Regions from separate parts of the Homo sapiens genome. Here region 2 is linked to region 1. Evidence: read pairs that join two places in POLR2A ChIA-PET (ENCODE). Cell type or tissue: GM12878. All regions are shown on one strand. Links, peaks and the distances in the headings refer to the core of each region. The heading gives the core; the rest is flanking DNA.

Region 1 (15,531 bases), core at 4,024-9,023:
TCTTTATGAGCTAATTTTATTTAAAAACTTTAAAAATGCAAGCTTTTCAAGAAATACACAGTAAACTGAAACAAAGTTTTGAATATAAAATTTGAGTGCTAATGGCCAGACTGGCATTCCTACAAATCTACAAGCTATATTGTAAGTGAAAGGAAGAATATTTTAAAAAATGTGTACAACTTCTTAGATACACACTTAAATACCAATATCTTAGAACTAATAAGCAAGAACATATTCAATTCCTGCCACTAAATGTCTATAAAATATTATTTTGAAAAATCAGTAAAATACGATTATAGTCAAAGTAGGCATTTAGAAGCATCATTTCATGATCCGAATGCTATAAATATTACGTTTTCACTCTAAAATATAGGATTAGTGTTTGCTGTAAAATGAAACTTGAATGCTTAAAACACAAACTTCCCTTACTAAATTGTCAACAGAAGAAATGAAACAATTTTAAAAAGCTGTAAGAATTACTAATGCTTCAAAAGTTCAAAGGGAGAGAATATTTCTAGCTGAGAATCAAGTAGACAGCATTATGTTATTATCTAGTATTCATTTATTTGTTAAATAACGTATGACCACCTTGTATATAAGGTTCAATTCTAAGCACTAGTGTGTCAACAGTATAAAAAGTAGACAAAAGGCCGGGCGTGATGGCTCACACTTGTAATCCCAGCACTTTGGGAGGCCGAGGCAGGTGGATCACCTGAGGTCAGGAGTTTGAGACCAGCCTGACCAACATGAAGAAACCCCATCTCTACTAAAAATACAAAATTAGCCAGGCGTGGTGGCACATGCCTGTAATCCCAGCTACTTGGGAGGCTGAGGCAGGAGAATCGCTTGAACCTGGGGGGTGGAGGTTGCAGTGAGCCCAGATCGTGCCATTGCACTCCAGCCCGGGCAACAAGAGCAAAACTCCATCTCAAAAAAAAAAAAAAGTAGACAAAAATCCCTGCACTCATAGACCTTAAAGCTTAGTGGGGGAGAGATAGATAATAAACAAGGTAAACAAGGAAATATGTAAAATAAACAGTACATTAGTTGTTATGAGAGAAGTAAAGCCAGGATAGGAAATAAAGAGCATTGAGAATGGGCTACAGTGCTAGAAAGGCCAGTTAGGAGGGGCTTCACTCAGAGGGTGAGGATGGTAGCCATGCAGATATCATGCAAGCTCTGGGCAGAGGAAACAATAAGGAAGAACAAAAGTTAAAAGCCCTGAGGAAAGTACACATCTGGCCTCTGAAGAACAGTAAAGAGGCCAGTGTGGCTGAGTAGGAAAGCAACGGAGGAGTTAATAAGCTTCGGGTTGGAGAGTTGAGGTGGGGGCCAGATAAGGTTAGACCACTGTAAGGGCTTTGGTTTTTACTCTGACTTACTTGGGAGGCAAGAGGGGATTTTGAACAGAGAGGTGACCTGATCTGACTTAAATTTTAACAGAATCACACTGTTCACAATTAGAGTGCACATTCTTTCTGGGTGTGCCAAGAACGCATGGCCTTGACCACTCTTGATGGGGCTATTCCTCAGGACTGTATTAGTGGCCAACAACCCTGAGGAATAAGGTCACGTCTTTCTGCAGAAAAAGAAGAAGCTTGTTCACTGCCTATTACAAAAGTGGTAGATTCCCCAAGTTCAGGGTTTCTTAGCTATTATTAAGAAGACCCATCATATCCACCTGCTTCCTCTGTGCCACCAATGGCACTTGGCAGGCATAAGGAACTGGCACCATCACGAAATGCATGCTGTTTGCTGCAAAATGAGGTGGTAGTTGGAAGCAATGTGTGACCAACAGAGGCTTTTCTTTTTTTTTTAAGAGAATGTAACTGTACTTTTTAAATTGATTTATTATTAAATAATAATGGATTGGATACCCCAAGTGGCATATGGCTTCTCAACTGGTCTCTAAGACCAATTACTTCCATATGCAGCTTAACCCTGTGCTCAGGAAACCTCCTCTATAAGGTTTGTATCACATTGCTACATACCTATAAACCAATGCTATATATAGTCTAGGGGTCAGAAAATTATAGCCTGCAAGTCAGTTCCCTGTTTTTGTAAACAAAGAATTATTGGTACATCACTATGCCCATTTATTTATGTAAATCTATTTCCAGTCTATTTCTAGTTTATGCTACTATGGTAAAGTTTAGTAGTTGCAACAGAGACTGCAATGCCTACATGGCTAAAATATTTACCATCTGGCCCTATAAGAAGTTTTCTGTTCCCTGCTACAGATCAGCAATTTATACTCTTAAAAATTATTGGGAACTCCAAAGTGCTTTTGTTTGTGTTATACTTTTTGGTATTTACTGTATTATTGTTGAGAGATATCATGTGCCTTGGGCTGTCAGACAAGGCTCTGTTTTTCAGGGTTGTCTATGCAGCTGGTAATCTTGAGATAAAGATGTCATTCCTCAGATAAAGGGCAGGCTACCTTATTGCTTGCTATAAAACAAGGAGACTCTCCATGCTTGGTGTTCCTTAGCTGTGAAGCAAACCAACTTTGTTCACAGCATTCAACCAGGCCATATTACATCAACTCTGTGGGTCTTGAGGATAAAGGGAATCTATGCAAATATGCTGATACTCATGCTGTTTGATGTGCCATGAGTAATAAAGTCTTTGTTTCTGACCCAGAGGGTCTTGTGTCTTCTGCCAGTATCCATGAAACAGCAACAGGCTAATTTTATTAGTATGTAAGTAGTGTAAAATCAAATTCCAGACCCAATAATGAGAAACTGAAACTAAGACTTTTTTTTTTTTTGAGACGGAGTCTCACTCTGTTGCCCAGGCTGGAGTGCAGTGGCACGATCTCAGCTCACTACAACCACCACTTTCCAGGTTCAAGCAATTCTCACGCCTCAGCCTCCCAAGTAGCTGGGATTATAGGCATTTGCCACCAAGCCCGGCTAATTTTGGTATTTTTAGTAGAGACGGGGTTTCGCCATGTTGGCCAGGCTGGTCTCAAACTCCTGACTTCAAGTGATCCACCCGCTTCGGCCTCCCAAAGTGCTGGGATTACAGGCGTGAGCCACTGCACCCGGCCGAAACTCAGAAAATTTTTTAAAAATTTAATTCATTTAAAAATAAGCCCATTACACGTTATATTAGTCTGCTTGGTATGTCATAACAAAATACCGACAATTTCGCGCCAAACTTGACCGCGCGTTCTGCTGTAACGAGCGGGCTCGGAGGTCCTCCCGCTGCTGTCATGGTTGGTTCGCTAAACTGCATCGTCGCTGTGTCCCAGAACATGGGCATCGGCAAGAACGGGGACCTGCCCTGGCCACCGCTCAGGAATGAATTCAGATATTTCCAGAGAATGACCACAACCTCTTCAGTAGAAGGTAAACAGAATCTGGTGATTATGGGTAAGAAGACCTGGTTCTCCATTCCTGAGAAGAATCGACCTTTAAAGGGTAGAATTAATTTAGTTCTCAGCAGAGAACTCAAGGAACCTCCACAAGGAGCTCATTTTCTTTCCAGAAGTCTAGATGATGCCTTAAAACTTACTGAACAACCAGAATTAGCAAATAAAGTAGACATGGTCTGGATAGTTGGTGGCAGTTCTGTTTATAAGGAAGCCATGAATCACCCAGGCCATCTTAAACTATTTGTGACAAGGATCATGCAAGACTTTGAAAGTGACACGTTTTTTCCAGAAATTGATTTGGAGAAATATAAACTTCTGCCAGAATACCCAGGTGTTCTCTCTGATGTCCAGGAGGAGAAAGGCATTAAGTACAAATTTGAAGTATATGAGAAGAATGATTAATATGAAGGTGTTTTCTAGTTTAAGTTGTTCCCCCTCCCTCTGAAAAAAGTATGTATTTTTACATTAGAAAAGGTTTTTTGTTGACTTTAGATCTATAATTATTTCTAAGCAACTAGTTTTTATTCCCCACTACTCTTGTCTCTATCAGATACCATTTATGAGACATTCTTGCTATAACTAAGTGCTTCTCCAAGACCCCAACTGAGTCCCCAGCACCTGCTATAGTGAGCTGCCATTCCACACCCATCACATGTGGCACTCTTGCCAGTCCTTGACATTGTCGGGCTTTTCACATGTTGGTAATATTTATTAAAGATGAAGATCCACATACCCTTCAACTGAGCAGTTTCACTAGTGGAAATACCAAAAGATTCCTACGTGTATATCCAGAGGTTTGTAGATAAATGTTGCCACCTTGTTTGTAACAGTGGAAAATTGAAAACAACCTGGAAGTCCAGTGATGGGAAAATGAGTATGTTTCTGTCTTAGATTGGGGAACCCAAAGCAGATTGCAAGACTGAAATTTCAGTGAAAGCAGTGTATTTGCTAGGTCATACCAGAAATCATCAATTGAGGTACGGAGAAACTGAACTGAGAAGGTAAGAAAAGCAATTTAAAGTCAGCGAGCAGGTTCTCATTGATAACAAGCTCCATACTGCTGAGATACAGGGAAATGGAGGGGGGAAAGCTGGAGTATTGATCCCGCCCCCCTCCTTGGTTGTCAGCTCCCTGTCCTGTGTGTGGGCGGAACATAGTCCAGCTGCTCTATAGCAAGTCTCAGGTGTTTGCAGTAAGAAGCTGCTGGCATGCACGGGAACAGTGAATGCCAAACACTTAAAGCAATTCGATGTTTAAGTATGTAAGTTCTTTTTTTTTTAGACAGCGTTTCGCTCTTGTTGCCCAGGCTAGCATGCAATGGTGTGACCTCGGCTTACTGCAACCTCCGCCTTCCCAGATTCAAGCGATTCTCCTGCCTCAGGCTCCCAAGTAGCTGGGACCGGGTGCGCGCCACCACGCCCGGCTAATTTTTGTATTTTGTATTTTTGGTAGAGATGGGGTTTCGCCATGTTGGTCAGGCTAGTCTCGAACTCGTGACCGCAAGCGATTCACCCACCTCAGCCTCCCAAAGTGCTGGGATTACCGGCTTGAGCCACCACACCCGGCACATCTTCATTCTTTTTATGTAGTAAAAAGTATAAGGCCACACATGGTTTATTTGAAGTATTTTACAATTTAAAAAAATACAGAAGCAGGAAAACCAATTATAAGTTCAAGTGAGGGATGATGGTTGCTTGAACCAAAGGGTTGCATGTAGTAAGAAATTGTGATTTAAGATATATTTTAAAGTTATAAGTAGCAGGATATTCTGATGGAGTTTGACTTTGGTTTTGGGCCCACGGAGTTTCAGATGCCTTTGAGAAATGAATGAAGTAGAGAGAAAATAAAAGAAAAACTAGCCAGGCACAGTGGCTCACGCCTGTAATCCCAGCGCTTTGGGAGGCTAAGGCAGGCAGATCACTTGAGACCAGCTTGGGCAACATGGCGAAGCCCCATCTCTACAAAAAACACAGAAATTAGCTGGGCATTGTGGCGCACACCTGTATTCCCATCTACTCAGGAAGCTGAGATGGAAGAATTAATTGAGCCCACGAGTTCAAGGCTGCAGTGAGTCGTGATTGTGCCACTGCACTCCAGCCGGGGTGACAGAAGAGACCTTGTCTCGAAAAGGAATCTGAAAACAATGGAACCATGCCTTCATAATTCTAGAAAGTTATTTTCAACTGATAAATCTATATTCACCCAAATAATCAAGGGTGAAGGTAAAATAATACATTTTTAGACAAGCAAAGACTCAGGGGTTACCTCCATGTGCCCTTTTTAGGGAAGCTGTTGGAGAAAATACTCCAGCAAAATGAAGGAGTACACAAACCAGAGAATGACATGAATCCAGCAAATAGGATCCAACACAGGCAATATTCCAGCTATGGAGCTAGCTTTAAAAAGGAACAGTAAAAATATTAATCGGTTAGCTGGGTGGAATGGCCCATGCCTGTAGTCCCAGCTACTCGGGAGGCTCAGCAGCAGGACGACTTGAGCCCAAGAGTTCCAGACCAGCCTGGCCACCTTAGTGAGATCCCTTCTCTTAAAAATAATAACTTATTGCCAGATTTGGGGCATTTGGAAAGAAGTTCATTGAAGATAAAGCAAAAGTAAAAAAAAAAAAAAAAAAAAAACAAGGGGAAAGGGTTGGTTAGGCAATCATTCTAGGGCAGAAAGAAGTACAGGATAGGAAGAGCATAATACACTGTTTTTCTCAACAAGGAGCAGTATGTACACAGTCATAATGATGTGACTGCTTAGCCCCTAAATATGGTAACTACTCTGGGACAATATGGGAGGAAAAGTGAAGATTGTGATGGTGTAAGAGCTAAATCCTCATCTGTCATATCCAGAAATCACTATATAATACATAATAATGAAATGACTAAGTTATGTGAGGAAAAAAACAGAAGACATTGCTAAAAGAGTTAAAAGTCATTGCTCTGGAGAATTAGGAGGGATGGGGCAGGGGACTGTTAGGATGCATTATAAACTGAAAAGCCTTTTTAAAATTTTATGTATTAATATATGCATTCACTTGAAAAACTAAAAAAAAACAATAATTTGGAAAAACCCATGAAGGTAACTAACGGAAGGAAAAACTAAGAGAATGAAAAGTATTTGCCTCTGGAAAGAACAACTGGCAGGACTGTTGTTTTCATTGTAAGACTTTTGGAGCCATTTAATTGTACTTAACCATTTTCATCTATTTCTTTAATAAGAACAATTCCATCTTAATAAAGAGTTACACTTGTTAATAAAAAAAAAAAAAAAAAATACCACAGACCAGGTGGCATAAACCACAGAAATTTATTTTCTCAAAGTTCTAGAGGCTAAAGTCCAAGCTCAAGGTGCTAGCAATTTTGGTTTGTGGTGAGGGCTCTCTTCCTGGCTTGCAGATGGCTGCTTTCTCATTGTGTCCTCACAAGGCCTTTCTTCTTGTGTGCACACATACATGTTCATGCAAAAGAGAGAGCTCTCTGGTGTCTCTGTCTCTTTTTATAAGGACATCGATCCTATGGAATTAGGGTCCTATCCTTACGACCTCATTTAACTTTAATTATCTCCCTACAGGCCCTATTTTTGGGGGTTAGGGGTTCAATGTATGCATTTTGGGGGACCCAATTCCATCTATAACACATGTTAATATAAACATGTTTTTATGAAATAATTATATTTTCTAAAAGAAAAACTATTTTTTTGAGAAGAGTGGTACAAATATACTTCCTGTCTACAATATATTTGTCTTGCAAATATATTTACTCTCTGGCTTCACAAGAGAAAGCTGAATTCTTTTATCTGTTTTGCATTCAACATATTGCAATATGTTATTATGGCTGAAGTATAACCTTACACAAACATGTAGTTAGAAAAGGGAGGAATATTTTAATGCCCTTCTCAGAAAAGTGTGGCTATTCCACTCAACAGGTGGTAGTTAATTGCAAATTAAAATCTGCAACCACATAAACTTTTTTACTGTTATATTAGTCTCTTGGCTTTTTATACATTAATATTTTAAAATTTCTCAGTTTTAATTTCTAATAGTCAATAGGGATTGGTAAAACCTACACAATGTTTGCTTTGAATAGGTATTTTATTTTGCAAGATTTTGTAATGTCATGCTTGCTCATTTGGAAAACTGGTTTACTGAATTATGCAGATCTTCTAAATGTTGACCCATGTGATTTCTAAAACATTAAATAATCATGCTTATTAATTTTTCGCAAAGAAACTGTCAGGCTCATTGTGGCAAATACATGTTTTCCAAAATTATAATTTTTGCTTGAAAACTTGAATTTTATCACTGGCAACAAATCATTGGAAACAACTGTCAGTTGTTTCCTTAAAGTAACAGGCTCAGTTTGCTCATCCTTGAGAATATGTCCTGCCAAATCTCCAAGTCCTAATAACCATGGTTATTTATTGTTTTGTCAAGTAAAAATGAAGTTCCGTAAAAGATGGGCTGTTTTAGCTTGCAATTCAAACAATCACAAAACTGCTTTTCCTCAAGACATTCACCATACCTGCAGCAAACATGTTTATGAGTACTTCCATTTCATCACACAGAATGTTAAAAAGATGTATACCTGAGTCAAGATTTAATAAAACTAACAATCTTTATGGTTTCATCAAAAAGAACTCATGTTAAAGTCAAATTTATTGAGTTTTTAATTGCAAATGTATGGTGGTAAAGAAAAAAATGAGAGCTAACACAGTTGTGTACCAAGATACCAGCAATTTTATCCATGATCACTTCTATGCCATCAGTGTATGTGTCCATGCAGTGAAAATGGGAAATATTGTCTCAGTATTATTAGGAAAATAGTTTTTACCTAATGGGTCAGGGATTTGCAGATCACATTTTGAAATCTGCCACTTTTTACTGTATATCATATTTGGCCAAATCCTTTAAGCGTATAAAGCCAAGCAACCCATGCACAATAAGGATTCCACACAGACCTACTTGAAAGTTCATAATGTTGCAGTTTTTCTTTTCTTTTCTTTTTTTCTTTTTCTTTTTGAGACAGAGTCTCACTCTGTTGCCCAGGCTGGAATGCAATGGCAGGACCTTGGCTCACTGCAACCTCTGCCTCCTGGGTTCAAGCAATTCTCCTGCCTCAGCCTCCCAAGTAGCTGGGATTACATGCATACACCACCAGGAACAGCTAATTTTTTGTATTTTTTTTTTAGTAGAGATGGGGTTTCACCATGTTGGCCAGGCTGGTCTCAAACTCCTGACCTCAGGTGATCCACCTGCCTCGGCCTCCCAAAGTGCTGGGATTACAGGTGTGAGCCACCACGCCTGGCCGTAGTTTTTCAAATTTAAACAATGAGTAGCAAATCTGGCAGGTCAAATGAATCATCTGGGTAGATTCTAATTCCATCTAAAGACCATATGTTTTGCTTATCTTTCTCTAATCTCTAAAAGGTAGAGATTTTTTTTTTTATCACTGCTATCCCCAGTGTCCAGAAGAGTACCTAGTACATAGTAAGAGCTTAATACTGTTGTTGAATGATGGAATCCTATAGCGTTGCCAATCTTGGGGGGGGAAAATTCCCTTGAACCTATATTCTCCTCTAGCTACTGTTCGTTTGTCTGCTCCTGTTTATAGCCAAATTTCTTAAAAGCAATATCTTTACTTCCTATTTCCTTTTCTTCAATTTTTTATTTTGGAAAAATTTAAACTTACGAAAAGTGTAAAGTACAACGAACAACTAACACCGCACTCTTTGCTTGGATTCATGAACTATTAACATTTTGAGGTATTTGTTTTACTTCTCTCAATTTAGATGCAGGCGTGGGTGCATGCGTGCGCACGCATACACACACATTTTAATGCTGAAGTTGCAGATGTCATTATATTTCATCCTTAACTATTTCAGCATCTACCTCTTTAAAACAAAGTTGTTCTCGGCCAGGTGTGGTGGCTCACCCTTGTAATCCCAGCACTTTCGGAAGCTGAGGTGGGTGGATTGCTTGAGGTCAGGAGTTCCAGAGCAGCCTGCCAACAGCGTGAAACCCCGTCTCTCCTAAAAATTAACTTGGCATGGTGGCAGGCACCTGTAATCCCAGCTACTTGGGAGGCTGAGGCAGAAGAATCGCTTGAACCTGGGAGGTGGAGGCTGCAGTAAGCCGAGATGGTACCATTGCACTCCAGCCTGGGTGACAGAGAGAGATTCCGTCTCAAAAAACAAAACAAAACAAAACAAAACAAAAAAACCAAAAACTCCAACAACCCTCCCCCCTCAACAAAAACCCACAAAGTTGTTCTCTTATATAATTACATTATAATAATCACATCCCGAAAATTTAAAACAGACACAACATTATCTAATATACAATCCATATTTAAGTGTCTCTGGTTGTCCTCAAAATGTCCTTTGCATCTGTTTTTCCCACATCCAGTATACAGTCAAAAATCTTGGATTGCATAAATTCTTTAGTGTCCTTTAAACTAGAAAAGTTTCCATGCCTTTATTTTGTTTTTCATTAACATTAACATTTTTGAAATATCCTGTAGAATGCTTTACAACTGAGATTTAGCTGATTGTTCCCTCAATCAGATTTAGGTTAAATCCAATGACAATAATACTACTAAGGTCATGTTATTTCTTTTCCATTGCATCACAGCAGGACGCATATAATGCCAGTTTATCCTCTTATAGGAGATGCTAAGTTTGATGGTGATGGTGGTGTCCGCCACAACTTTGTGATTAACAAGTAATATGTGGCACCACGTGAATATCCTTTTCCCAGCCATCTTTCACTTGATGGTTTTGGCACCCCTTAATGATTCTTGATCGTCCCTCTCCCCTTTTCTTTTATTATTTATCTATTTTTAATTTTGTAGAGACAAGGCCTCACTATGTTGCCCAGGCTGGTCTTGAGCTCCTGGCCTCAAGTGATCCTCCCACCTTGGCCTCCCAAAGTGCTGGGATTACAGGTATGAGCCTTTTTCTTCTAAATCCACTCCAGTCATGCTTTCATCACCATCACTCCATCCAAACTGTTCTTGTAAAGGTCACCAATGACCTGCACATTGCTAAATCCATTCATTTCACAGCCCTCTTTTTACTTGATGGAACTGAGTAAATTGATAACTCTTTCTTCAAACACTGTTTTCACTTGGGATCCAGAACACTTGTCTCCGAGTTCTCCTCCTTTGTAGACTATGCTGGGTCCTTCCCAACCTTTCCCTGGCCCAATGCCTCTAATCTAAATCAGGTCTTGCCTGGATTATTGAACATAGCCTGTAACTTATCTCCCTGCTTCTACCCTAAGTTCTCTACCATCTATTCTCAATATAGCAGCTAGAGAGACACATTAAAAGTATAAATCAGATTGTGTTATCCCAATATGTAAAAACTTCAAATGGCTTTCTACATCACTTTATTTAATATAATAATTTAAGTCCTATCCAAGGCTTTCTAGCCCTACAAGATCTAGCCCCACAAGATCTAGCCCCCTACCTCTGAATACTTCATTTCTTACCACTGTATTTCTTGTTGACTTGCTGTAGCGTAGTCACGTTGGTGCTCAAAAAGTTTGAGATTTTGAAGCATTTCAGATTTCTAATTTTTGGATTATAGATGCTTAGCCTGTATGCTCTAGCATAGAAATCTAGCTATAATAGCCTAGTTGCTATTTTTTATAAATATGGAACATGCTACTGCCTTGGGATTTTGCCCTTTTGTTTCTGTGTTTGGAACACCAAAGCAAATAACTGGCTGGCTTGCTCCTTCACTTTCTTCAGGTCTCTGTTCAAATGTCTCCTTTTCAAAGGGACCTTCCCTGACCACCTTGTGTATATCAGTCATTCTCTATCCTCCTAACCCTGTTGTCTCATTTTACTCACAGCATATATATATATATATATATATATATATATATATATATATATATATATACACACACACATAAACACACACCACCTTTTATATTGTTGTATTTAGATTTTTATATTGTCTGTCCTCCCTTTTTCATAGGGGCAGGAATTTTCATCTGTTGAGTTCACCTCTATATTCCCATAACCTAGAACAGTATTTAATATGTAATAAAAATTCAGTATTTATAGACTGAATACTTGTTAAATGATGGGCTGTTTATATATTTTATACTTTTGATGGTGAATAATCTTTGGGAATCCTGCACTATAACATCCCTAAGTACAGTTATCAACTCACATGCTTATTATTCTGGTATTCAATTCCTTATTTCTGGACCTTTAGGATTTTATTTTATTTTATTTCATTTTTGAGATGGAGTCTTGCTCTGTTGTCCAAGCTGGAGTGCAGTGGTGTGATCTCAGCTCACTGCAAGCTCCGCCTCCTGGGTTCACACCATTCTCCTGCCTCAGCCTCCTGAGTAGCTGGGACTACAGGTGCCTGCCACTGCGCCTGGCTAATTTTTTTGTATTTTTAGTAGAGATGGGGTTTCACCGTGTTAGCCAGGATGGTCTCAATCTCCTGACCTTGTGATCTGCCCACCTCGGCCTCCCAAAGTGCTGGGATTACAGGCATGAGACACCGCGCCCAGCCAGGATTTTATTTTTGTATTTAGCTATGCATTAAAAATGTTAATAATCATTCTAGCCCTGCAGATGTTTATAGAAGGAGAGTTTTTAGTTAATTTAATGTAATTGGCCAAATGCCAGAACCTGTTACTCCACTAAAAAATTTTCTTTTAAGCCAAGTACAGAAAGACAAATACTTTATGATCTCACTTATATGTGGAACCTAAAAAAAAAAAATGAACTCATAGAAGCAGAGAATAGAATGGTGGTTAACAGGGGAGGGCAGAGGAGGGAAAGGGGATGGAAAGTTGTTAGTTCAAGGGTACAAAGTTTCAGTCAGGAGAAATAAATTCTGGAGATCTACTGTACAGCATGGTGACTACAGTTATTAATAACGTACTGTATATTGAAAATTGCTTAAAGAGAGTAGATTTTAAATGTTCTCATCACAAAAATAAGTATGTGAGATGATGGGTATATTAATTAGCTTGATTTAAATCATGCCACAATGTACACACACATTGAAGCATCACATTTACAACCATAAATATATAGAATTTTTTCATCTGTCAAAAATTTTCTAAATATCTTCTTCAGTACAAAAATGTATAAAGAAAAAAATCTAAAAATGAGTGTTTCCTTACTGTACCCCTGTTTTTTTAATCTGGATACTGGCAGAGCTTCATGGCAACCTGACAACATGGCTGACTGAGTTTGTTGGACTTTTCTGCCATGGAAAGGGCAGCAGCTTGCCCTCAATGGAAGAGAAACTCACCCAGGATATAAGTTTCCCCTACTTGTGCCAACTGCTTCTGTCAGCTCTCCCACCTATGGACTTAACTGAATACTTCCTTGCATTTTTTTTAGAAACAGTCTATGTTGTCCAGGCTGCAGTGCAGTGGCTATTTGCAGGCATGATCATAGTGCACTACAGCCTGGAACTCCTGGGCTCAAGCCATTCTCCTGCCTCAGCTTCTCAAGTAGCTAGGACTACTGCCATGCACCACTTTAGCTGACCTGAATAGCTTTCTTCACCATCATAGTATTCTAGAAAACATAGCCTCTGAGCAAGGAACTGATTGTGAGGAAGTAGGGGAATTGGCTTATGTTCATGAGATTCATTGGTTTTACTATGTTCTCTCATCACCTTGAATTAGCCAGCCTGATAGTAATTCTAGAACAGGCTATGAAGACTCAGTAATAGCAGTAGCTGTGTGACATCTTACAGGGATAGGGTTCTGTTCTATAAGATCCTGTATGTACCCTGAGCCATAAACTAGTAATTCATTTTTCACATGCCTACAAATCTAGGAACTAAGGAATAGATGTGTCTCATGAATATCCTTAATGGCCCACTTGTAAATCTTTGTCTCTTGTCCCCACTTGGTTCTGCTAGTTTAAAGGTTCTAGTTCCCAAGAAAAAGAAGGGGAGATAAGTGGGGAGGATGTTTCTATCAGGGGACATAATAATTTCACGGAACTACAAGCTGAGATTGCCACTTGGCCATTTTGGACTCCTCATGTTATTGAACCAACAGGCAAATAAGGGGTTACTGTAATGACAGTATGATTTGTTTTCATCATCAATGGGAATAAAGTTACCATTATACAATAGGACCAGGGAGGAGGTATCTAAAATTCAAAGTATTTTCTGGAGGCTTCTCTTAGCATTCCCCTGTAAAATGAAATAACTTAATGGAAGGCACTATTACCCATTATGGCAGGATCATTAAAGGCCCAGTCCTCATAAATAAAATCTGTGTTACATGCCAGGTAGAGAACCTCAAAAAACCAAACTGCTGGTATTAGCTATTTCTATTCTCATTTCTGCAACAGGCCATGTGGCGACAGTTTATGTTCATAACTTCCTATTTCTCCTACCCATTCTATCTTTTCCTCTACCTATACCTCATAAGCCTACAAAATAGCATTGCAAAATATGCTCAGTACCATAGCTGTGTTCTCAATAGTCCATTGCAACATTTATCAGGTTACTTGGTATAGTATGTCAGAGTAAAAAACAAACAGACATAAAAAATAAAACACAGATCCAAACAAAACAAAAAAAGAAAAACTTGATCTCATAGCTAAAATGTTATAGTTCCCAGAAGTAGAAATCAAGTCAGAAGATTTTATTCTACCTTCCAAGAATGGATTTTAGAATTTATATAACATGCAGAGAAAATAATCTGGCCTAAAGGAAGTAGCATGATGTAATGCAAACAACATAGAATGAAATAAATAGAACATCTTGAGTTCTAATTCAGTATTGCTATTAACTAGGAATGTGAACTTTTTTGTTTTGAGACAGGGTCTCACTCTGTCACTCAGGTTGGAGTGCAGTGGTATGATCCTAGCTTACTGCAGCTTCAAACTCTTGGGCTGAAGTGATCCTTCCACATTAGCTTCCAAAGTAGCTGGGACTACAAGTGTGTACCACCAATGCCTGGCTAAGATTTAAATTGTTTTTGTAGAAGTGGGGTCTTATTACATTGCCCAGGGTGGTCTCGAACTCCTGCATTCAAGTAATCCTTTTGCCTTGGCTGCCCAAAGTGCTGGGACTACAGAAGTGAGCTACCACACCAGGTTGGGAAGGTAAACTTAACAACAGCAACAAAAATCACTTAACCCCTAAATCTCAGCTGCCAAATACATAAAATAAAAAAGGTTTTCAAATGTTTTTTGTTAAAGATGATTTTTTTTAAAAGCTGCGTAATATTTCCCTCAACCAAAATCCCACCAGAAAGTGCACTACATAAAATGTAATCAGTGGGGTATCCACGTGTATGCAAGCGAGTGCGCCGTGCTTATATCCTCCTGTCCCACCATGAGAACTGAAGACACCAGAGCAGAGCAGAGTTTCAGACCAAGATGATCAACAAAATTCTCAACAACTAAAAAATTCCATAATTTTCCTGACTGAGATAAAATAAAATACTTCTCTGTACGTCCCTAAGAAGCAATCAAATTAAAACCGAAAAATTATGTAAACCTGGAAAATGTTGTGTTACGATATAGAAACAAAGGGTAATGATGTAATGATAAATGCAAACAGAAGATGGCAGGCTTTAAAATATTTAAAGATTGAGTGTAGTAACTTGGTTTGTTTAGGGCACAGATTTAGGAGACAAGAAATCTAGTACAGGTAAGAGATCTCTAGTTGACAGGAAAAAATGGTCTGATATTTGCAGCATGTAAATCTATACCTTCTGATTACTAATTAGATTACTCAGGCAGATTAAAAAGATATGTGCCACTAACATAAGTATTCTGATATTTGTTGTAAGAATAATCCACTGCTTTACTGCCTGGTTAACGGTTTACAAAACAGTATCTTATGAGTATGGTCAGTGCAAATCAAATTCTTCATTTAACACAAGCATAAAGACCATGGCAATATTTCTCCATTAATTTATTTGGCTCTTAATAATAGTAAAATCAACTTTGTAGAAAACTATTTAAAATCTGGGTATTTAACTTTTAATAAAGTCAAAATCAGTTATATTGGATTCTGTAGTGTAGTCTTATTCTTATATACAGGAATATATAAAAATTCACTCCTGGAAGCTAGGTTTCTCTGGCATGTAGCAGTGTTTTTTGCGGGGGGCAGGGGGGCATTGTTTGGTTGGTGTTTTT
Region 2 (15,531 bases), core at 5,617-10,616, 100 kb after region 1:
TACGATTTGAGTTCTTTGGAATTCCTTGAGATTTGTTTCAAGGTCCAGCATATGGTCAGTTTTTACAGATGTTTCATGTGTATTTAAAAAAAATATGTATTGTTTAGCCACTGAGAGCAGAGTTCTATATATGTCTATTAGGTTAGGTCAAGTGTGTTAATCTTGTTTGAATCCTCTGTAGCCTTAATGATTGTTGTTTTTTTAGTCTTTCCAATGTTTTGTTTGTTTGTTCTATCGATTACTGAGAGATGTATGTTTAAAATGTACAAGTCAAATTGTGGACTGACTGATTTTCCTTTTAGCTCTTTTAAGGTTTTTTTTTTTTTTTTTTTTTTTTTTGAGACGGAGTCTCGCTCTGTTGCCCAGGCTGGAGTGCAGTGGTGTGATCTCGGCTCACTGCAAGCTCCTCCTCTTGGGTTCACACCATTCTTCTACTTCAGCCTCCCTAGTAGCTGGGACTACAGGCGCCCGCCACTACGCCTGGCTAATTTTTTGTATTTTTAACAGAGAAGGGGTTTCACCTTGTCAGCCAGGATGGTCTCGATCTCCTGACCTCGTGATCCGTCTGCCTTGGCCTCCCAAAGTGCTGCGCGCCGCCTGCAACATCATTGTGAATTATCCCTTCTTATCTTTAGTAATGCTTTTAAAGTCTACTTTATCTGATATTAGCATAGCTAAATAAGCTTTCTTTGGTGTTTGCATGGTATTATCCTCCTTTCTGTTTTCTTGTGTTAGAGATAACGATATTATGAGTAGGATGTAGATTTTTTTTTTTTTTTTTAACTCAGTCTAGCAATCAAAGTGCTGGGATTACAGGTGTGAGCCACTGTGCCCGGCCAATAATTAATTTGTTTTTTATTATTCCTTTTTTTTCTTTCTAGTTGGGAAATCTTACATATTTACTATTCTTTTAGTGGTTACTGTATAGATTATAATATACATCCCAATCAAAGGACCATAAAATACTTCATTTCTGTTCCTTCCCTCAATGACCTTTTCGTTGTTGTTGTAATGTATTTTAAGTCTCTATATGTTTCCACAAGTGGTTGTTATTACTGTCTTTTTTTTGAAGTCAGTGTTCATTAGATCATCCACATAGTTACTTACCATTTCTGATGCTTTCTGTTCCTCCTTTCATTTATGACCTTCTAGCTTAGATCACTTTTTTTTTCACCTCCTAAAGAACATTCCTTAGTATTTCCTTTAGCACTGCTTTGCTGGTGAGACATACCTTCAGTATTTTTGTTTTGTTTTGGTCTGGGTCTGAAAATGCCTTTATTTCACCATCATTCTTTTTTTTTTCCTCTGGAGACAGTGTTTCACTCCGTCACCCAGGCCAGAGCATAGGGGCATGATCATAGCTCACTGCAGCTTCGAACTTTTGGGCTCAAGAAATCTTCCTGCCATAGCCTCCTGAGAAGCTAGGACCACAGGCATACACCATCATGCCTGGCTGATTTTTGTATTTTTTGGAGAAATGGGGTCTTATATCGCCCGGGCTAGTCTTAAACTCCTGGCCTCGAGTGATTCTCCTGCCTTGGCCTCCCAAAGTTCTGGGATTGTAGGCATGAGCCACCACACCTGGCTCACCATGATTCTTAGAAGATATTTTCCAAGGACAGATACTAGGTTAGTTGTTGTTTACTTAGCACATTACATTTATCCTTGCGTTGTTTTCTGTCTTGTATCTATTGAAAATTCAGATATCAATGTAATTGTTGATATTTTGAACATAATCTGCTTATTTGACTGCATTTAAGAGTTTTGCTTTGTCTAGGATTTTTAGTGGTTTTAGTATGTTTAGGTGTGGATTTCTGTTTTCTTAAATTTATTTTTTCTCACACTGTAGTTAGATATTGGAAGATTTCTTTCTAATTATCTTGCTTGGTGCCTGTTGGGATTTCTGACATCTGTAGGTTCATGTCTTTCATCAGTTTTGGGAGTTTTCAGTCATTATCTCTTCAAGCAAATAATTCTTCCATAAGACTCCAGTTAAACTTAGACTAGACCTTGTAACTGTATCTTTATGTTTCTTAATCCCTTCAGACTTTTCCAACCATTTATCATTCTAAGTATATTTTTTTCTGACCAGTTTTCCAGTTCATTTTTCACTGGGCCTAATCTGTTATACCTATCCCTTGAGTTCCTAATATATATTTTTCTATTTCTAGAATTTCTATAAGTTCTTTTTTAGATCTGCTCTGGCATTTTAAAAATATTTTCTGCTCTTTGCTGAGAGGATGTTACTAACTATAGTTTGAGATACTTGAGTCTGAAAAAACTATTATGTTTTAGGATGATTTTACTTAAGTTTTCTAGAATGGGGTTTTTCACTTCATTTCAGTTGAATGGGGTGGGAATTAGAAATGTGTTCATAATTATATATAAGTTTAACTTTCAGTTTTTTCCCATGTCATCTCAAGAGAAGAATTATTTATTTATAGTTCTATTTCGTGTGTTTGGAACTGGCCAAGATCGAGCACTAGCTAGAATCTAAAAGTCAAGAATCTAAACACTGAGAATAAAAGGAGAAAAATAACTTCTAATGCCAGTGCACTAACACTTAGGCATTTTACTTCTTAGTTTCAGCCTTGTGTCTTTTTTCTTAATGCCAAAGCATTATAACTTTATAAGGGAACTACTCTTCACCTTACACATATTTTAACAGACTTGTTTTCTTAATTTTAAGCCAGGAGACAGCAAATAGCAAAAATGGGAGAAGTTGTTCTATAAGCAGACATATATACATGCAGTGTTACCTGACAGCCAAGATGGCATAGAAATAGACATAAAATTTATAAAAAGCTGACAATTCAAAATGTGCACTACTCTGGCTCCATTTAGTGTAGATAGATAGGGCCCTATCTTGGTAAACCTTGCAGGCATCATTTAAATGTTGGTTCTCAGTTGGTGTTTACTTTCTGAAACAACAAACTATTGACATACTTATTTTCATAATTAGGAACCATTTTTAATTTATTTTTATAGGTTTGTGGGTACAAGTGCAGTTTTGTTACGTGGATTTCTTGTGTGGTGGTGAAGGCTGAGCTTTTAGTGTACCCATTACCCCCAGTAAGGAACACTGTACCCAATAGGTCATTTTTCAATCCTCATCCCCTCCCCGCACCTAGGAACAATTTTACCAGTAGAAAGTGTGACTATTTTTTTGTGTATGCAGATTTTTCCTTCTCAAACATACTTTGAAGAAATGGCATTTCTATGTTTTAATTTCATATTAGTTACTGTTAATTTATTTTTTATCATCTGCTAGTATTAGCATATACAAAGTGGTAGGCACCATTTGTTTAGAAAAGAATTATGAGAGAACAATTTCATTCAAGAAAAGTTTTTATTCATTAATGTTTCTTTGAGAAAAACTTGGGGAGAAAATAGTTCTTTCTATTGTGGTAGTTCATTTTAAGGCTCACAGTCTGAAAATATTTCTGTATAATCAAACATTTTTAAGCTAGAAAGAACCTAGATAATCATATAGTCTAGTGTTTCTTAGCCTTGGCTACACATTAGAATTATGTGGAAAACTTTAAAAAACTTCCAGTAACTTAAATCGATCTGGGCTGAGGGCCCTGTCACAGTATTTCTTTCTTTTTCTTTTTTTTTTTTTTTTTTTACTTTGGTAGGTCTTTGTGGCAGACCTGTCACAGTATTTCAAAAGCTTCTTAGGTAATTCTAATGTACAGTTAAGTATAAAGAACCTTAAATTTATCTGCCTTTCAAATGGATTATCCAATGACATTTTGAGAATTTCAGAAAAATATTCTGAAAAAAATTCCTGTTCCTGTGGTGTCAGCTTCATTTGATACTGTTTAACATGAATGATTTTTATAATATGAGAAAGATAATACTTATTATATATTTTATTAGAATGCTGTAAAACAGTTCATGGTGTCCAACATGTAAAGGTACTCAGTGAATATTGGCGATGATGACGATAATAAAGATATAGGTACACATTGGAGGATATCAATGGAAAGGGGCATTAGATTCTGGAGTATTTGAAGTAGAACTAACAGGATTCAGTTACTGAGTAGATATAAAGTGTAGAAGAGAGTGTTTGGAGACTCAACTGATGGTGATGCCATCCACTAAGTTGAGTACATAAAAGCATGTCTTCATTTTAAAAGGCTGAAAGCTGATTGGAATTCCTTATCTTGTTTTTACTTAATTCATTGTGAGTACTGCGTTTGAAATATCCCCAGTTTAGCCAAATATACTTCGTGAATTTTAAATTTATTTAAATATATACTTAAAATTTTTGTAAGTATCTTTACAAAGATATCTGTACAAAAAATAAAAGTCTGACCTGTTAAATAAAAATTGATTGAGGCTATGTAGTCTTACATTTTATATATTGTTTGAAATTAAGTTGCATTTTTTTTGGTAACATCATATTTGACATTCTGAGCAGAGCCCTTGGGTAGCATGTGATTAGCTGTTTCTTCCACACGCTTTAGTAAAGATGATAATATTAGTCTTCAGGTTCAGCAACTGTCCTGGCAAAGCATCTGTTAAGGTACTTCTCTGACTAACATTTGGTCTTACAGAGTTTCCTTTTTACAGGTGTGATTCAAGTAAGGTGAAGGAACACATGCTTAGAGCTGTGGAACATTTTGAAGATTAGCAGGTTGTATTACATTTGTAACATTTACTAAATTTTTAGCATAGGTAACTTTGTTATGGTTAGAACACCAAGGACTACAAAAAGCCATACAAAAACCTACTGTCACTTCTGTCTTCTACCTGCTTTTTATGCAATAAAAGCCAATATAAATATATACCTTGCTGTTTTCTACACAAGTAGAACTTGCCGTGTACCCTGTTCTGTACCTTGTTTTTTAATTACAGTAAAAAAAAGAAAGCATCTATATTCTCATTTAAAGTTATAGAAATAACTTTTCTTAAAATTTCGTATTTTAATAATGTTTTCAGTGTTTGATAAACAGGATAATGTTGTCTTATTTCAGGGGTCCCCAAACCCTAGGCCATGGACTGATACGGGTCTGTGGCCTGTTAGGAACCGGGCTGCAAAGCAGGAGGTTAGCAGCAGGTGAGAGAGCATTACCGCCTGAGCTCTGCCTTCTTTCAGATCAGTGGCAGCATTAGATTCTCAGGAAGGTGAACCCTATTGTGAACTGTGCATGCAAGGGATCTAAGTTGCATGCTCCTTATGATAATCTAATGCCTGATGATCTGAGGTGGAACAGTTTTATCCCGAAATCATCCCTCGCCTGCCCCTCCCACCATCCGGCCACCATCAGTGGAAAAATTGCCTTCTACAAAATCAGTCCCTGGTGCCAAAAAGGTTGGGGACCACTGGTCTTTTTGGTAAGCATGATAATACTATTTTCTCCTTTGAAACTTATTCTTTAGCTTCCATGATAGTTATCTTTTTCTCTCTCTGGCTGCGCAGCTCGTCGTCTTTACCACGCCCATTAAATGCTGCTACTCCATTCTTGAACATTTTCTCGTTATATGCACTCTTCCTGGGAGATTTTATCCATACTCATGGATTCCTATATTCTTGACTTCAGGTGTTCCATCTAAACATTGATGGTTGCCAAATACAGATCTTTTTTATGAGTATGAGCCATGAATCCAGCTTCCAATAGACATACCCATTTGGACATTCCACAGGCCTCTCAAAACAATATGGACAAAACTCATTTCTCCTCAGTTCCCCCTCTGTTGTTCCCTGCTGTAAAAAGGGGGAAAAAGTTCACAGCCAGTATTTTCATATTTTCTGTCTCAAGCAAGTAGTATTAAAAACACTTAGTTCTCTTAGTCAGAAGCTTGGTGGTCATCTCAGAGTTCTTCCCTTTCTTTCACCTGCCATAGCTTGGTGTCCAAGTGTTTTTCTTTCACTGGTACCTAGCATGGTGCTGCACAATTAAAGGTGTCTAGTTAAAACATTTTGATATTTAAAAACAGGAAGCAAGACTGTGGGTGAAATGTCTCTGAAGTGTTTATTTTTGTGAGTTTTAGTACAAATTAAGACATCAGTATCTTTCTGATATTGAGGTGAGGAAGGCTGTGTTGAGAATAAAAAGCAAAAGAGAAAACTATAAAGAAAAATAATTGATTCCTTTAAGAATGTATAACAAAACTTTTTATATACCAAAAAATTCTATAATTGAAAGACAACTCAATAGTTATTTTACAGTATAACCTGCTGTTTTAGAAATACTTTGTATTCAGAGTACATTTGAAACAGCAGAAGATGTGATTACTTCTGCCGTTAAGGATTATGGAAAGTTCCACAAAGGCAGTATTCCTGTATTTCATAGATAATTTGTCTATGGGGGCACATTTTTCTGAATTGATACTATACGGAGCATTTTACCAACATCATTGCCTACCTTCTTTTTCAAATATCTTAGGAAAAAAAATCATGTTTACTGTTTGCTGGACAGTATATATAAAATTCAGAAGACTAATTGAGTCCAGATAGGTAAAGAGATTGGATATATCTTACTGTGAAGAACAGAAATGTGTGTGTGTGTGTGTGTGTGTGTGTGTGCACAAATTTCCAGAACTATATTAAAATCAGCGAAAGTAACTTGCAAAAATGCTAGGGAACTGAAAGACTGTCCCTTTGACATTAGGGATGACTCCATGGTTTTCAGAAGGGCAACTGGAAAGATGGAATTACCGTCACTGAAACTACGGATAAGGCGGCTTGAGGGTGAAGGGAAATATCAGAGATTTCATGTCTGATAGACTTCAAATGGAGATGTGAAGGTGGAGTAGGCAATTTTGATAATTAAAAAACATGAAAGTTGGCAGAATGATACTGCCTCCTGATTTAATTCTCAAAGTGTTCATACTGCACAATCATTTTTCATTCAACAAATATTTATCGAGTACCTCTATTTGCTACTAGATGATTGGGGGCTCCAGTAATAAGCAAATATAATCATGGGCGCAGTCCTTAAAGAACTTAAACCTGTAATGGGGAAGACATACCTTAAATCATTACACAAACACATTTGAAATTACAGCCGTAGTAAGTGTTATGAAGGAAGAATATCTGAAAATGTTGGAGCAGACAGTGGGGACCTTATAATTCTGGTGCTCAGGGAAAAAGTGACATGAGGTGTAATTCACATGCAATAGAATTCATTCATTTTAAGTATATAGATAGATTAGTTTTGACAAATCCACGTAATCACCACTATAATCAAGATAACAATGTTTATCCCCAAGAGGTTTTCCAAATATCCCTTTTCTGCCCATTTTTAAATTAAGTTCTGTGTATGTAGACTGAAAAAAAGGGCTTAAAATTTTAAAATGATCATATATATATATATATATATATATGGATTTGTAGGCATTCTTTATATATTCTGGAACAAGTCTTTTGTTGGCTATATATATTGCAGATATCTTCTCCCAGTTTGAAAATTGTCTTTTTATTCTCTGTGGTGTCTGATGAACAGTTTCTAATTTAAATGAAGTCCAACTTGCCAATATTTTGAAGGGATAATTCTGTATCCTGTTAAAGAAATATTTTCCTGTGTCATAGTCATGATAATATGAAGATACATGTATATTTTCTTGTATAAGTTAGTTTATTCATGATCCATTGCAAATTAAATTTGTATATAATCTGAGATAGGACTCAAGTTTCTTCTTTTCGCCATGTGATAGTTAGTTGATCCAGCACCATTTATTGGAAAGATCATTCTTTAACGATTAGATGTAAGTTGTTTCGTTGTGACAGTATATGTGGGTTGTTTCTTAATTCTCTGTTCTGTTGGTCTGTTTGTCTGTCGTTGTATTAATTATGTCTTATTTATTGTAGCTTGTGATAAATCTTTGTATATTCTAGTGTTCTTCCCCAAGATTTTCCTGGCCATTCTGGGTCCTTTGCATTTTCATGCAAAGTTTAGAATTGGCTTGTGAGTCTGCAAAAAGTCTGTGGAATTTTTATTGGGATTGCATGGAATCTTGAGGTCAACATCAGGGAATTTGATTATCCTCTACAATATTATTAATAAATCTTCCAGTCAACAAAGATGGCATATCCTTCCATTTTGTGAACTCTTTCTCTCAACAGTATTTCAGTGTAGAGGTATTGCACATTTGTTAGATTTATTCCTAGTGTTTTGAGTTTTTTTGGATGCTATTATGCCATCAGTTTTTAAATTTCACTTTCTAATTGTTTTTTGGAAATATATAGAAATATAGTTGATCTTTATATATTGACCTTAGTTATTATATTCACTTATTCTAATGGTTTATTATAGGTTCTCTTGGGTTTTCTATGCACTTAATTATGTCATCAGCAAATAATGACAATTGTAAGTCTTCTTTTTAAATCATTATTTCTTTTTACTTTGTTTTCTATTTTCTTTTAGTCTTTATACCATTGATTTGTGTTGGTTTATTTATTTTGTTGAATAGAAATGGTGATGTATATTCTTGTCTTATTCCTGAATTCAAGGGGAAAGAATCCAGTATTTCATTAGTAAGATGACATTGGCTGTAAAATTTTTGTTTTAAGAGTGCTCCTTTTATTCTTAGTTTCTGAAAGATTTTATTGTGAGTAGGTATTGAATTTCATTAAATTCTTTTCTTTATCTGTTGAGATGATTATATGGATTTTACTTTGATGATTTGGTGAATTACACTGATTAATTTTCAAAAGTTAAATCAACTTACATTCCTGTAATAAATTTCATTGGTTATAATGTATTATCTTTTTAATAAGTCTGGATTTGATTTGCTAAAATTTTGTTTAACATTTTTGTGTCTGTGTTCATGAGAGATGTTTTGACCTGTCATTTTCCTTATGTCCTTGTCAGGTTTTGGTAGTTTCATAAAGAATTGGGAACTGATGCCCTTCTTTTTGTTTTCTGGAACAAAAAATTGGTGTGAGGTATTATTTATTCTTAATGGTTTAGAAGAATTCTCTATTGAAGGTATCTGAGTCAGGAGATTACTTCAGGGAAAATTTTAAATGATGGATTCAGTTTCTCTAATAAATAGAGGATTGTTTCAGTTTTCTATTTCCTGTGTCAGTTTCTATAAGCTATGTTTTTCAAAGAAGTTGTCCATTTTACCTAAATTATTAAATACATTATCATAAAGTTGTTCTTAATATCTCATTTTCCTTTTACTGCCCATATTAATATCCCCTTATTTTCCTTTTACTGTCCATAGCATATGTACTGATGCCCCCCCTTTTAATTTTTCTAAAATTGGAATTTCTGTCTTTTCTTGATTATTTCTGCTAAGGGTTATTAATTATTAATATTCTCAAACAGCCAGCTTTTGGCTTAATTTTCTCTTAATGCTTTTTATTTCATTGAGTTTTGTTCTTGTTTACATTATTTCCTCCTTTGTACTACTTTGGGTTTGATTTGCCATCTTTAGCTACTGAAAATAAAGGATGATAGTGTTATTTTTCAACTTTCCTTCTTGTAAATATGCATTTTAAAGCTATAAATGGTCCTGTAAGCATAGCTTAAACTGCATCTCACAAATTTTGATATTACATTTTCATTACCAATTAAAAATATTTTAAAATTTCCATTGTGATTTCTTCTTTTATGAATAATTTTGTTACTGATTTCTTATTATTATTATTTTTTTCTTTTTGGAGATGGAGTCTCGCTCTGTCGCCCAGGCTGAAGTGCAGTGGCATGGTCGGCTCACTGCCAGCTCCACCTCCCGGGTTCACACCATTGTCCTGCCTCAGCCTCCTGAGTAGCTGGGACTACAGGCGCCCGCCACCACGCCTGGCTAATTTTTTGTATTTTTAGTAGAGGCAGGGTTTCACCTTGTTAGCCAGGATGGTCTCGATCTCCTGACCTCGTGATCCACCCGCCTTGGCCTCCCAAAGTGCTGGGATTACAGGCATGAACCACCGCACCCGGCCTACTGATTTCTAATTTAATTCCACTGTGCCCGGCCTACTGATTTCTAATTTAATTCCACTGTGCTCAGAAAATATATTTTATATGATTTCAATCTTTTGATATTTATTGACTTGCTTTATGGCCCAGTATGTGATTCAGTTCAGTCAACATTCCTTGAGTACTTGAGAACAATGTGTATTGAACAGTTATTGGATTCTGTAAATACAAATTAGGTCAAACAAATTGGTTACTAGTAATGTCAAAATTTTTTTATATTCATAGGGTTTTTTTTCTTCTATACATTACTGAGAGAAGTATCTTAAAATCTCCAACTGTTATTTTGGATTATTCTGTTTTTCCTTTTAGTTCTGTCAACTTTTACTTTATAAATTTTTGAAGCAGTGTTGTGAGATGTATACACATTTATGATTGTTAAACATTCCTGTTGAACTTTTATCGTAATAAAGCATCTCTGTTTATCCCTAATAATTTAAGCCAGCTATTCAGTATTAACGTAGCAACATCATCATACTTTTAATTAGTATTTGCATGATATCTTTTTCCATTTTTTTCTTTTAATATATCTGTTCCCTTGACTTTAAAGTAGTTGTGTTGTACACAGAATATAGTTGTGTGTTTTGAAATCCAATCTAATGTATTTGTTATTTAATTGGAATGATGGGTCCATTTACATTTAATGTAGAACATGATATAGTAGGATTTGTGTCTTACAAGGCAGGTATTTTTTTTCTATTTGTTCCTTTCTTTAATCAAGCATAATTTTTTCTATTTGATTTTACATATAATTTTACAGTGTACATCTTTAATATGTGTGCATGTATTTTTAAGTAGTTGCCCTAGAGATTAAAATATTCTTCATTAAAATATTAAAATATTAGTTTATCAGGTTGTCTAAATTTATACTTTTAACACTTGTTGAAAAATACAAGAACCTTATAACGGTTTAATTTCATTTATCTCGCTGTCTTTTTCTTTTTTTAGACAGTCTTGCTCTGTTGCCCAGGGTGGAGTGTAGTGGTGTGATCTTAGCTCACTGCAACCTCCGTTTCCTGTGCTCAAGCAACTCTCCTGTCTCAGCCTCTCGAGTTAGCTGGGATTACAGGTGCCCGCCACCATGCCTGCTAATTTTTGTATTTTTAGTACAGATTGGGTTTCATCATGTTGGCCAGGCTAGCCTCGATCTCCTGGCCTCAAGGGATTCCCCCACCTCGGCCTTCCAAAGTGCTAGGATTACAGGCATGACCCACCTCACCCGGCCTAACCTAGTCTTTTGTGTGTCTTGTCCTATACTTTCTTTTTCTACATTTGTTTAAACCAGTAGAGTCATTATTACTGTTATTTTAAATGTTAATATGTATTTATCCACATATACTTTTCCATTCCTCTTAACTAACTCCTCTAGTTCTATGCTTCCATGTGGGGCCATTTTCTTTTAGCTTGATATATTTTGTTCTCTTATAACAAGTGTTTTCTTAACTTTTGTTCATCTAAACTTATTTTTATTTCATCTTCATGTTAGAAGGTATTTTTTTCTTAGTGTGGAATTCTGGGCTGGTTGGTTGATTTTCTTTTTTTTTTGTCTTAGCACTTTACAGATGTCATTTTGTCATCTTCATTTTCTATTATTTCTGATGAAAAATTAGTTGTTAGTTTTATTGCTGTTCCCTTCCAGGTGATATGTCTTATTTTCACTGACTGCTTTTAAGATTTTTTCTGACTTTAGTTTTTAATACTTTGATATATCTGGGTTCAATTCATTACTTCATTAAATCTCTGTTTTGCTGTTTCTAAACTAATGATTTCTTAATTTCAGTGATTATATTTTCCTTTTCTGGAATTGTCATTTGACTTTCTTACAGAATTACAGGGCTTTGCTGAAATTCTCCGTCTGTCCTGTGTTTGTTTATTTATTTATTTATTTTTTGAGACGGAGTCTCGCTCTGTGGCCCAGGCTGGAGTGCAGTGGCACGATCTCGGCTCACTGCAGCCTTCGCCTCCTGAGTTCTAGCAATTCTCCTGTCTCAGCCTCTCTAATAGCTGGGCCTACAGGTGCACGCCACCATGTCTGGCTAATTTTTTGTATTTTTAGTAGAGACAGGGTTTCACCGTGTTAGCCAGGATGGTCTCGATCTCCTGACCTCGTGATCCACCTGCCTCAGCCTCCCAAAGTGCTGGGATTACAGGCGTGGGCCACCGTGTCCAGCCTTATTTATTTCTTGAACATACCAATCACAGTTATTTTAAGTCTTTAGTAACTCCATAATCTGTTTTTTTTTTTTTTGAGACAAAGTTTTGCTCTGTCTCCCAGGCTGGAGTGCAGTGATGCGATCTCAGCTCACTGCAGCCTCCACCTCCCAGGTGCAAGCGATTCTCGTTTCTCAGCCTCCCAAGTATCAGGGACTACAGGCACGTGCCACTGCGCCTGGCTGATTTTTTTTTTTTTTTTTTTTTTTTTTTTTTTTTTTGGTATTTTTAGTAGAGACAGAGTTTCACCATGTTGGCCAGGCAGGTCTTGAGCTTCTGGCTTCGAGTGATCTGCCTGCCTTGGCCTCCCAAAGTGCTAGGATTACAGGCATGAGCCACCACATCTGGCCTGGAACTCCAAAATCTGAATGACTTAGGTGTCTTTTTAAATTTTCTGTTATTTCTCTTGGTTGTCCATTCTTTTTTTAATTGAGATACAGTTTATATAAGATTTACCATTTTAACCATTTTAAAGTACAGAATTCAGTGGTTTTTAGTATATTCACAATTATGTAAGCATCATAACTATCTAATTTCAGAATGTTTTCACTACCCTAATAAAGTGAAAACTGTTGGCAGTCAATCTCAATTCTCCCCCTCTCCCCATCCCCTGGCAACAGCAAATCTACTTTCTGTCTCTCTGAATTTGCCTAGTCTGGACATTTCTTATGAATAGAATCATACAATTTATGTGGCCTTTTGTGTCCATCTTCTTTCACTTGGCATAATGTTTTCAAGGTTCATCCATGTTGTAGCATGTATAAGTATTTCTTCTTTGTGGCTGAATAATATTCCGTTGTATTCATATGCCACGTTTTGTTTATCCATTCATCAGTAGGTGGACATTTGAGTTTTTTCCAGTTTTTAACTATTATGAATAATGCCACTGTGAACATTTGTGTAGAAATTTTGCGTGAATGTGTGTTTTCAATTCTTTTTAGTATGTACCAGGAATGGAGTTGCTAGATCATATGGTAACTGTTTAAGTTCTTGAGGAACTGTCAAACTGTTTTCCACAGTGGCTGTACCCTTTTACATTTCCACCAGCATATATGAGAGTTGCAATTTCTATACATTGTTCACAACACTTGTTATTTTTCTGGACTTTTAATTTTTATGTTATTGCAGCTATCAAAGTGGGTGTTGGTCATTTATTTTTGTTTTTTAGAAAGCCTTGCAATTTTTAAGAGTGTTAGACCTTGTGGTTGAACAATTATAGAAGCTCTAGTTTGTGTTACTTTGCTCCAAAGAGAATTAAGTTTTCCTTTGGTATGTGAAGTACTAGGAGGTTACCTTGAATCTATTAAAGGTTGGTTATAAGACTTTTTAGGGCTGATCTATTTCAATTTCGACCTTACTCTTAAGGAGTAGCTGGCCCTTCTGTAGTCTCAACAGAGAGTTGGAGTTATTTATGAAGGCTCCTCTAACTTGGTGGGGCCTACACTCCAGTCTTTGTCTCCATATCAGTGAGCAGCAGCTGGAATCTCTGCTGAGCTCTTTAGCCTCCTACCTGCTATTTCGACTAGTTTTCTTGAATGTTTCCCCTCTTGTGGTCCTTTCTCTCTGGAAATTTATTCTTTAGTTTCCAGCTCTTTGATAGTCAAAAATTCTGACTCTTTTTTTTCCTTAGTCCAATTGGACTGCACTTTCTACTTGAGCTGTATTTCCCTGTTACTCAGCAAACTCAAGGAAAAAGCCAAGATAATTGTGGAGCTGGTCTTATATGCTTCCGTTCTTTCAGGAGTTGTAGCCCCTTCTGTTCCTCTTTGTGTAAGTCACTCTTTAGTGGCTTCAAACAGTTTTTACTTTTTGTCTAGATTTTATGAGTTTTATTTAGCTGAGGGTTAGTTTGATACAAGTTATTCTAGCATGGTGGTAACAGTAATGATGTTTTATTAGTTGAATTACAAGAAAATGACCTCACTATTAAGAGTGAGAACATGAATTTTTAACAGAAAATTTGGACAAGAATAGAGGAAGGAGGATTTCTGTTTTCAGACAGAAGAGGGTTAAGGTAGCCAGGTTTGAAGGATGATAAATAAGGATGATTAAAAGTTAGATAATATGACTCAAATTAGTGTTTTTTGTTTGTTTTTTTGTTTGTTTTGGTGAAAACTGAACAAGGTTTTTAAGTGTTTAAAGAATACAAGTTGGAGAAATAATATGAGAATTTAAGAGAAAATAAGAGCATTCATCTGGATTTAGTTGTGAAGAAATTAAAATTCTGATTTTAAAATGTGTGCTATTAGAGTAGACTTGTTTATTTCTGTAAATGTTAGTGATTATTAACTGTTTGGAGGTTTGAGTATTTAAATGTGATGGCCAAATAACAATGTGTATCTATTAAGTGTGCCAAAGAGAATTGTGTTCACAAAATGGAAAGGCATACAGTAACTGGCCATTTTTAAATGTAGGAGGAAGAGAACAACTGATAATACAGGAATGGACATTACATTTAGAACATCGAAGTAAAGAATAATGCCTCCCTCTCCTCCTACAAGATTAAAAATGGGGGATTGGAGCGAAACTAACCGTTTGCTTTCTCCACCAAAATATCCCTAAGAAGGGACCCAGGTGTGGCAGACCACCTCATATCTGTTTTTCCTTTTGCCCTTTTGTGAACTCTGAAGGTTAGTCAGTGGTTTTCTTCAAAATTGCATTAGGAAATTTGCCAAGGGCATCCTTTTGAGGCAGCTGTCTCTGTACCCTTGGAGGCCATCAGTAATGTTTCCAATCTATAGCAGTAGTCGGCACAAAAATGTTGAACTGTTGTCTTCATGTTTTAAAACATTCCTCTGCTGCCACTATCCTCCACCCCGAAATAGTGTAAAATATGGCACATTTTGGGACTTAGAGTCCTTTCATCATTTTTTGTTACTGTACATTTTTAGGTAAAATCCATCATTAATAAGTGTATCCAATACATCAATAATGAAAGGACATTTAATTTTTTTCACATAATTTAGATAATAATAGACACATTAGAAATGCTTAATATATAAATAAATGAGAATTTTTTGTATAGAATGTTAACATTTTAATTTTCACTACTGAGATTTTATAAAGTAAATATGCTTTAAAGTTTTGGGGGTTATTAACTATGTTCATGATGAAAATGCATTAGAAGAATTCGAAATGCATTTGTGTTTTTGTTCTTACTGCAATTTAGTAACATAAGCAACTCTTTTACCCTATGCATCTTTCGTATATTAGTCTGTTTCTCTTGTTTTACTAAACTGTCTTCTTTCAGCCACCCACACAGAATATGCCTATGGGTCCTGGAGGGATGAATCAGAGCGGCCCTCCCCCACCTCCACGCTCTCACAACATGCCTTCAGATGGAATGGTAGGTGGGGGTCCTCCTGCACCGCACATGCAGAACCAGATG

The links. ChIA-PET counts read pairs that join two places held together with the same protein. Peaks named below come from ENCODE experiments on the same cell type or tissue, not always from the same donor. Only the 100,000 strongest peaks of a DNase experiment are listed, where the experiment ranks them.
Region 2: POLR2A ChIA-PET joins it to region 1 with 5 read pairs; 2 of 35 experiments call an interaction of 5 or more read pairs at or near these places.

What each region holds. Positions count from the first base shown.
Region 1 is chr18:26,158,973-26,174,503 of GRCh38, reverse strand. All of the region lies in intron 4 of PSMA8 (proteasome 20S subunit alpha 8), which reads right to left. It also overlaps the pseudogene DHFRP1. Among named protein-coding and RNA genes, the nearest start is that of PSMA8, 33 kb to the right of the region's middle. In GM12878, for the core only: no CTCF peak of the experiment used is centred there; a DNase peak (open chromatin) is centred at 6,753.
Region 2 is chr18:26,057,605-26,073,135 of GRCh38, reverse strand. It overlaps SS18 (SS18 subunit of BAF chromatin remodeling complex), which reads left to right. Exons shown (of 11, transcript NM_001007559.3): 4 at 15,394-15,531. Among named protein-coding and RNA genes, the nearest start is that of SS18, 25 kb to the left of the region's middle. In GM12878, for the core only: no CTCF peak of the experiment used is centred there; no DNase peak of the experiment used is centred there.